3 separate regions of the Homo sapiens genome follow, and regions 1 and 2 are each linked to region 3. A link is a contact called in ENCODE Hi-C or POLR2A ChIA-PET data. All regions are on one chromosome and are shown on one strand. The core of a region is the stretch at or near the end of the contact, and the rest is flanking DNA. Distances in the headings are between cores, read along the strand shown. Region 1 has its middle 13 kb from the start of RAB17-DT. Region 2 overlaps LRRFIP1 (LRR binding FLII interacting protein 1). Region 3 has its middle 12 kb from the start of MLPH.

Region 1 (2,733 bases), core at 49-2,548, 130 kb after region 3:
TAATCCTGGGCGCCACCCTCAGGTAACAGAACCTCTCTGACCCTCTCGCCTTCCTTTTTCCTGCCACAAGGCAGGACTCTAACCTTCCCTCACTTTTCTGACTGTAGGTCTTAACAGCCTCCCCTGGGAGGGTCCCGCCTCATACCATGCGGGAAGGAATTCTGTCAACATGAAGCTTCCATAAAAACCCAAGAGGACTGGGTTCAGGGAGCCGTGGAGAGCTGACTTTGTGGAGGTTCCCAGAGGATGATGTGTCCAGGGAGGGCTTGGAAGCTCCCTGCCCCTTCCCCCATACTTCGCACTACGCATCTCTTCATCTGTGTCCTTTGTAACATCCTTTACAATAAGCCAGCAAACATAGTTATTTCCCTGAGTTCAGTGAGCTGCTCCAGCAAATTGATCAACACAGAGAGGAGGTCATGGGAACCCCAACTTGAAGCCCATCCGTCAGAAGTTCGAGAGGCCCAGGCTTATGACTGGTGTCTGGGGTGGGTGGCAGTCGTGGGGACTGAGCCCCCCACCCAGTGGGATCTGGTGCTATCTCCAGGTGGACAGTGTTAGAATTGAACACCCAGCTGGGGCCCACTGCTTAATGTGTGGGGAAACCCCCACGCCTTTTATTGCAGACGTCTTCTGTGTTGATGATTGTGGAGGTGGTGGTGGAGTGAAAGAGGAAAAACGCAGTTTGAGAGAGTTTTTCCATACACACCAACAAACCAGGGAGGTGGATATTGTTATCCCCATTTTACGGATGAGAAAATTGAGGCTCAGAGAGATTAAGTACATTCCCCAGAGTTACGTAGCTATCGAACAAGGATTCAAATCCACAACTTTCTTAACCTACCCCACAGAGGCAAATGCAAAAACCAAACCATAAGAGGGAGGAAATAATGACCTCTGCAAATGAAAGCCACCTGTATATCAAGAAAAGCATATGGATAAAACAAAATGCTGGGACAATAACTGCCACAAACATGTGGCTTTAAAATCCTTGATTTATAAATCAGCAAAAAATGGACAAAGGCACAGCCAGACAATTCGCTGAAAGTGAGTCCCAGGTGTGCAGGCAGCGCTAGCAGGAGCGTTCGGCCTCACCAGCACGTGCAGGAGCCGGTCAGCATGGAGGTCAGATTGGCAAAGCCTCATCACATCCAAGCTTTGGCAAAACAGTAGAGACTGTCCACCAACCGTTGCTGAGACTGTCTGGCAGTGCAGTTTTCTGAGAGGGCAAACCTGGGATGCGTAGCAATGAATTCAACAACACAGCCTTTGACTCGGCAACTGCACGTCAAGAAACGGAACTGTCAGGAAGCATCTAGAACCCAGAGGGCAGAATCCAGGAAATGACTCTGTTCCGGAGTTCATCTGTTGCTCTGGGCTACACTTGATGCTACGGTAAAATCACTCACCCTCACATCCAGCCAGCGGCAACACACACAATGAAAACCGTTCTGAAAAAGCAAAGCTGAGAGCCCCGGGAAGATGCAGGAGGTGTGGGTGGGGGTTGGAATTCAGCTCGGTTTAGATAAACAACTGAGACCCGAGATGTTGATCTCTAAGGATTATCTCAGCCCCGACCTATTTCAACTTCCTTGTCTTCTTTCTTTGGCTCCTTACTTTTCATTGAAATTCCCTGACTGGCCCACTAAGAACCAGGCTCTGGCCAGCACGGTGGCTCACTCTGTAAGCCCAGCACTTTGGGAGCCTGAGGCGAGAGGATGGCTTGAGGCCAGGGGCTCGAGACCAGCCTGGGCAACATAGTGAGATCCCCCCAATCAATTTTTTTTTTTTTTTAAAAACACCCTTTTTTTTTTTTAATTAGCTGCCAGCTACTTGGCAGGCTAAGGGAGGAGGATCCTTTAAGCCCAGGAGTTCAAAGTTGCAGTGAGCTATGATCGTGCCACTGCACTCCAGCCTGGGCAACAGAGCAAGACTCTGTCTATAAAATATATGTATATATATTATAGAAATTTTTAAAAGAACCAAGCTCTGGAATGGACTTGCTCCAGCACCTGGCCCATCCCAAGCCTGGAGGCTCACTGGAGGAGGCCACATGGGGTCCACTCCATGTGCAGCAAGCACACCGAGGCCACAGGCTGCTGGGCCCACCTCCCCACCTCCCCACCGTGGGCGAAGTACGTGGAGGATGTGAGGGAGGTTCTCAAGTGAGATGCTCACTCACAGTTATCCCCAAAGGACGGTCCAAACATGTGGAAAACATGTCTCCCGTAGAAAATGGAGAAACGGCCGGGTGTGGTGGCTCACGACTGTAATCCCAGCTTTGGGAGGCCGAGGCGGGTGGATCACCTGAGGTCAGGAGTTCAAGACCAGCCTGGCCAATATGGCGAAACCCCGTATCTACTAAAAATACAAAAATTAGCCAGGTGTGGTGGCACGTGCCTGTAATCCCACCTACTCAGGAGGCTGAGGCAGGAGAATCGCTTGAACCCAGGAGGCCAAGGTTGCGGTGAGCCGAGATCATGCCACTGCACTCCAGCCTGTGTGACAGAGTTAGACTCCGTCTCAAAAGAAAAAAAAGAAAGAAAGCGGAGAAACAATGCTGCCCCCAGCCCTGTGTGTGACTTTGCCAGGGCTACTGTAACCACCTATCACAACCTGAGTGGCCTAAACAATAGGAACTGATTGTCTCGCAGTCCTGGAGGCCAGAAGCCCGAGAAGAGGCCAGAAGGTGGCAGGGCAGCTCCTCCTGGAAGCTCTGCAGAGAATCTGTTC
Region 2 (2,700 bases), core at 80-2,579, 230 kb after region 3:
CATGATGATCTTCTGGTAGGAGCCACAAGAAGGATACAAATGCCATTAGAGCTGCTAGAGCCCCAGACGTCACTGGAATTGGGGTTCAGGGTGTTGGGCTGTCCCCACCCTTAGGCAGTACTCCCACTGCCTACAACACCTCCAGCGCAGGCTGAGGCCATGCGAGGATGGAAGCACATGTGGGCTAGGCCAGGAGGGCGTGCGGGAGGGCTCTCCACTCTGCGCTCCGCTGGGGTTTCTCCTTGTGTCCTGGTCAATAACTTCTTCTCTCTCTGGTTCTCCTTGGCCTGAGCCCCCAGCCTGAGCCGGGCTGTCCCTGAGTTCCCTGACCCGGAAGAAGGGACGGCCATTATCTTTGGGTGACTGTCTTCTTATAGCTGGGAATCTCTGGGGCTCTGAGCGGGAGGCCCATGGGGAGCCCTGGAAGAACAGGCATGGGTTAGACTGTTTACCTCACTGCCCTGTGTGCCCTGCCCCGGTAGAAGCCGTTTCTGCTGTGTGGTTCTGTCTAGAACTAGAGCCCCTCAGGGCCCTCTGCATGCCGTGGGGTCCCTTTGCAAAGCACCTCCTAACATGTGCTTTTATCTGTGGCTCGGGATGGGGATGGTGACTTCTTCACGCAGTCTTCTGCAGGCCTCTCCAGCCTGGCTCCCGAGATGTCACGCATGGGTCCATGCAGCCCAGAAAAGACCCTGCAGGGGGAGAAGGGTCACTTTGGTGCCTATCTCCCCAGCTGGCCTGTGGGCTGGGTGCCTGGCAGATGGGGCTCCCAGGGAGGTGCCCCCATAGACTTGGGCTCCACAGCAGGCTGTGGGGCTGGCATTAATGTGGCTGGGAGAGCCTGGCTGTCTTTTTAGCCATTTGTTTCGGAGGCCCTGGGGGTCATACTTGTGCTTCCTCGTGTATTTTTAGATCTCTTATCACCGTACACACCACCTCCCTATCAGAGGGCTGTCATATTCACATATGGTAAAATAAGACGCAACAATAGAACTCGAGTCGTGGTTCGGCTTTCTAGGATTAGGACAAGGAGGCAACTTTGATAGTAAATGGAATCTTTTTTTCCCAGCCATCCCCACCCTCAAAGAGTATCTTGCTGTAAGACCTAGTTCCTGTAAAACTCTGTCTGTGGGGTCCCTGGCCAGGATGGGTGGGATCCCAGGGAAAGGGCCAGGCTGTGTGTTCTGAACAGGAATGGTTCTGGACCAACCATTGTGGGCATTCCTGAGAAGCCAGGGAGCCTGGATCTTGTCAGAGGAGCTCCTCCCTCTGCTCCATCCTAACCCCGCGGGCAGCAGCAGGAACTGAGAGAGGACACGGTGGGGGCAGCGCTGCAAAACCCAGCAGCGGGCCACCTTCCAGCAGCAGAAAGCATGAGTTTTGGTTTTGGGGCTCTTCCATTTCCTTCCTTCTTTTCTTTCTTTTTAAATTTTTGCTCTTTGTTATGAAACAGCAGCCAGACCGAGCTATGCATGTCCTGCTGCACGGCAGGGGCCCTTATCTTGAACGACTCCACATACTGGGCAAGGAGGTGGCAGGGGGAGGGGCTTGTGGGAACCCAGATCTGGGATGGGACTCAGCCAACAGTTTAAAGAGCCCTGTGCCCCCACTACCCAGCCTCAACAATTGTTAGCTTATAGCCGTTTACACCCCACCCAGGTTATTTGAAGACAAGTCAGAGGGAGATAATTTCACTGTACTCCTAAATGTTTTAGTATCTCAGCAAAGATTGTATGGGCAGAGAAAGGAGGCTTCAGGGTGTAGGACCCCAGGAGCAGGCAAGGGCTTGCTCTTTCCCTGTTGGCTCCTGTAGGGTGGGGACAGACCAGCCCCCATGAACCCTAGCGAGGGCCATGCCAAGAAGCCGCTGTTCTAATCTAATCAGTGGAGGATCCAGCAAGCTCGGATGGGAGGGAAAGAATGACTCAACCTGCAGGCCGTCTGGGGTATGCACAGTCTCGTCTCCTGAGTTCTCTGAAGCCCTTTGCAGTTTTTGCTTTGTATCCTAAACTCCACAGGCCCGAACCCTGGCACTGAGCTTGATCCGCTGCAGCCCAGCCCGTTCCTGTCCCCATGCTGGAAGCAGCCTGTCAACTCACTTCCTTGGTTTCCTGTTGCTCTTCCCACCCCATACCTGCTCCCCACATTTCTATCAGAGCCCTGTTTCTAAAACAAAAGTCAGATTCCGCTGTGTTCTTAAAACCCTTCAGTGGTTCTGAATTCTTTCAAGACGAGGTTCCAGATACGGAGGCTGAGGGCGAGGGTCTGCACCCCAGGCGTCTGCACTCCTTGTCACCAGCTCCTGGTCGCAGCCACCCCGGCTCTGCTTGTCCTGTTTCAGGGTCCGGCTTAGGGCTCCTGTCCTGCGGATGCCTTCCCCAGCCCCCCGGGGTTGGGTCAAGTTCTCCAGAGCAGCCCCCGCCCCTGCCACACGTTTCTTCCCCCATGTGGTCCTCATCACATGTACATTGTCACCAGGTGCTTTGCCTGTTTCCCTGGAGACTGGGCACCCAAACCACATTTCAGAAATCCCTCCCACTGTCTCAAGCAGTGCTGAGACAGCATGGCACGTTCACAGCACAGTGCATTCCTGTGGCCTCCCCGGGCCACGGTCAGCCCACAGGCTACTCACAGAAAGTGACAGGCCGTGTTCAGAAGCTCTTCAAGCAGTCTGACGTGGCTGTGGCCCGTCATGAGATT
Region 3 (2,700 bases), core at 27-2,526:
ACGGTTGGTGAGAAGAAGCGCCTCCCAACCTCTCTGCAGCTTCCTCACTAAATGGCTTGGAACTCAGGATATATGTTCCCACAGCCACAGTGGCCCCAAGTTGGTCAGGCTGTCAGGCGGCTCCAGAAACCACACACCCCATGACATGAGGAAGCCACAGACAGAGACACCCAGTTTCCCACTGTTTCCTTGGAAACGGCAGGCCCAGATCCAGCTCATCCACCCCCCTACTCTCAGCTAGAAACAAAGCCTGGCAGCTTCCCCTGGCACTCCCGGCCCACCTGGTCCACCCACTGGCTGACCCCAGCCTCTGCCCTGCAACTGTGGCCAAAAATGATGCCCCTTCAGCTTGGCCCCAGAGCGGGGCAGGGGCCAGGCTTCCAGGGGTAGCTCAGGCCAGAAAGGGACGAACTGGGAGCTTGGCCTTCCCAAGCAGTAGTGCTTGCTAAGGTTAGGGTTGGGGTTGGGGATGGGGCGCAACCCTGGCTGGAGAGCCCCAGGCGGCTGTGGGTGGGTCCCTGGAGGCCTCTGCAGGCCTGGAGTTCCTGGGGCTTGGATGGGCAACGGTCCAGGGATCTTGACCTTGTATTTGAGGATGGTGGGAAATCCCAGCACTTCCGGCTCCCCGACCCCAGGGACTCCCCTAGCAGAACTCAGGGAGCAGAAAGCCCAATGGTGCAATGCGATGCAGGCCCCCCTGCAAAGTCATTCCCCAGGGGCTGACCACGCAGAGGCTTGGGCCGCCGATACGCCAGGCAGGGGCATTAAGAGTGGAGAATTTTTTTAATTTGATACTAAACACACAAAAAGGCATTCAAGTAATTTGTGGATAAAGTCTGTTGGATGGAGGGGCCCAGCGCTGGATTCCCACAACCACTTATTTATGGCTTAGTGTGGTTTGACTTTGAATCCCACAAAAGGGCGGGGAGGAGAGCGGCCCCACGGCTGCGTAGCGTTCGGGGTAAAGGTCCTAGTGGCCACTGATTCCCGGCAGCCGCTTGCTGTAACGAGGGGCTCCCGGCAACATGACGTGGGGCTGGGGGGCTCCATTTCCAAGGAAACAATGCGTGGGCGCGGGGCTCCGAGGCCCCGGGGTCCCCGGGAAGGGCTGGAGGGCCGGGGGCGCACATCTCGGGTCTCGGGGTCCGGGGACGGCAGACGCGGGGGCGCGCGGAACTGCGGCCGGGGCAGTAATCACCCCAGGGCCGCCCAGGCCGCGCCCAGAATGGCTCCGAGGCGGGGCCGGGCCGCGGGGGGCGGACGGAAGGGCCGGGGCGGCGCGGGGAGGACCCTCCCGAAGCCCAGCCGGGGCCCTGAGCTCAGAAGCCTGGGAAACGGAGGCCACGCCGGGCAGGAGCCGAGCTCGGTTTCACCGCCCCCAGCGGACCGACCGCCCCGCCTCCCAGGACCCCGAGACCCCGGACCCCGGCCCGCCCTACAAGCAGGAGCTTTGGCGGCGCGCCCGGCTGCAGCCGTCGGCCTCTGTCGCCCCCTCCCGGAGCGGAGGAGTCACGGCGGGAAACAGCCCGAAGCCGGCGGGGCCCCGAGGGGGTCCGCGCTGCCTGCCCGGGGACCCCTTTTCTTGGCAGAGAGGATACTGACATCGGTCTGGAGGCCGTACGTCAGTCCCGGGGATGTCGGGATCAGCCTTGGAGGATGCCCTCGATCTTTATCCTTTCCTATGTCCCCAGTCCCTGGCAAAAGGTAGTAGACCCAGGGGAAGGATGCAGGAAGCGAGGAAAGGAATTCCCATGCCATGAGCACCATCCTAGAGGTGTTGACACACAAACACGCGCGTGCACACAAATCCTCTAAGGTAACCACAACAACAGAACCTATGAGCCATTTGTGAATACGCCGGCACTCGGAAGTGCTGTGGACACACTCCTACTCCACCCCTGACTCACTGCGCCTGCCTCTCAGACAAGGACCCATGCCTCCCTTCAGTCCTCTCTGAAGTGGGGACCGTACTGGCATCTGCCTCATTTAGTAGCTGTGAGGATTAAATGTGGTTGAACCCGTAAACTCGCTTGAACAGCACCTGGCATTGAAAGGATTGTAGCTGGCACCCTCCTCCTCATCTTCCTCATTCAATCAGTTAGGAATGCATTCAGCTGCAAGCTCAGGAAACGCAACCGACAGTTGCCTAGATGTGCAGGTGTGTTTTTCTCCCATAACAAGGAGTTCAGAAGTCGCCTGTCAGCCTGGGAGCACAGCTCAGCGATGCGTCAGGACACTGGGCTTTCTTTCCATCCCCAATCCTCACCATCCTATTGCTGGTCTCCTCCTGGTTGCCAGATACTTGCTGTAGCTGCAGATCTCAGATTCAAGATCCAGGCAGGAAGAAGGGAGAAAGGACAGGAGGTAAAGGGCTTTCTCCTAGTAAGGGTTTCCTGTTTATTCTGGAAGGGACAGGAACCTCTTGCACTTCGATTGTCCAGAAGTGTCCATGCAGGTTATCTTCACTGCAAGGGAGGCTGGAAAATGCCTATTTTTAGTTGAAGTCCTTGCTCCTCTACCTGGAGTTAGGGTTCTGTTAGCATACGAGGGACATGGTTATTGAGTAGACAACTAACGGGACCTGCCAGTGTGCTGTTGCATGGTCTACCTAACCTCCACTCTGGAGACAGAGAAATCAGTGCCCAGTAACGCTGGAAATCTTGCCCAAGGTCACACAGCTAGTGGGTGTGACATCCCAGT

Evidence for each region. Hi-C counts contacts between places; a loop is a spot of excess contacts on that map. ChIA-PET counts read pairs that join two places held with the same protein, here RNA polymerase II (POLR2A). Pooled maps may share reads with other maps.
Region 1: a loop to region 3 is called in a pooled map, with 4 times the contacts of the local background. The contact joins two enhancer-like sites. A Hi-C loop is called at or near these places in 4 of 50 pooled maps. POLR2A ChIA-PET finds 5 or more read pairs at or near these places in 3 of 52 experiments (PC-9, SK-N-SH and WTC11).
Region 2: a pooled map shows a loop between it and region 3 (5-fold over the local background). The contact joins two enhancer-like sites. A Hi-C loop is called at or near these places in 1 of 168 maps with a recorded cell type or tissue (PC-3) and 4 of 50 pooled maps. POLR2A ChIA-PET finds 5 or more read pairs at or near these places in 1 of 52 experiments (HEK293T).

The regions. Positions count from the first base shown.
Region 1 is chr2:237,602,478-237,605,210 of GRCh38, forward strand. No RefSeq gene overlaps it. Among named protein-coding and RNA genes, the nearest start is that of RAB17-DT, 13 kb to the left of the region's middle. RefSeq lists an enhancer at 1,616-2,119 and a silencer at 1,771-1,951. Within about 2 kb of position 1,299, at least 15 of the 41 ENCODE cell types and tissues checked have a DNase peak (open chromatin) inside an H3K27ac peak, as active enhancers do.
Region 2 is chr2:237,701,247-237,703,946 of GRCh38, forward strand. All of the region lies in intron 1 of LRRFIP1 (LRR binding FLII interacting protein 1), which reads left to right. Among named protein-coding and RNA genes, the nearest start is that of LRRFIP1, 75 kb to the left of the region's middle. RefSeq lists enhancers at 1,566-2,446, 2,447-2,700. Within about 2 kb of position 1,330, at least 35 of the 41 ENCODE cell types and tissues checked have a DNase peak (open chromatin) inside an H3K27ac peak, as active enhancers do.
Region 3 is chr2:237,474,100-237,476,799 of GRCh38, forward strand. No RefSeq gene overlaps it. Among named protein-coding and RNA genes, the nearest start is that of MLPH, 12 kb to the right of the region's middle. RefSeq lists silencers at 1,088-1,497, 1,518-1,597. Within about 2 kb of position 1,277, at least 37 of the 41 ENCODE cell types and tissues checked have a DNase peak (open chromatin) inside an H3K27ac peak, as active enhancers do.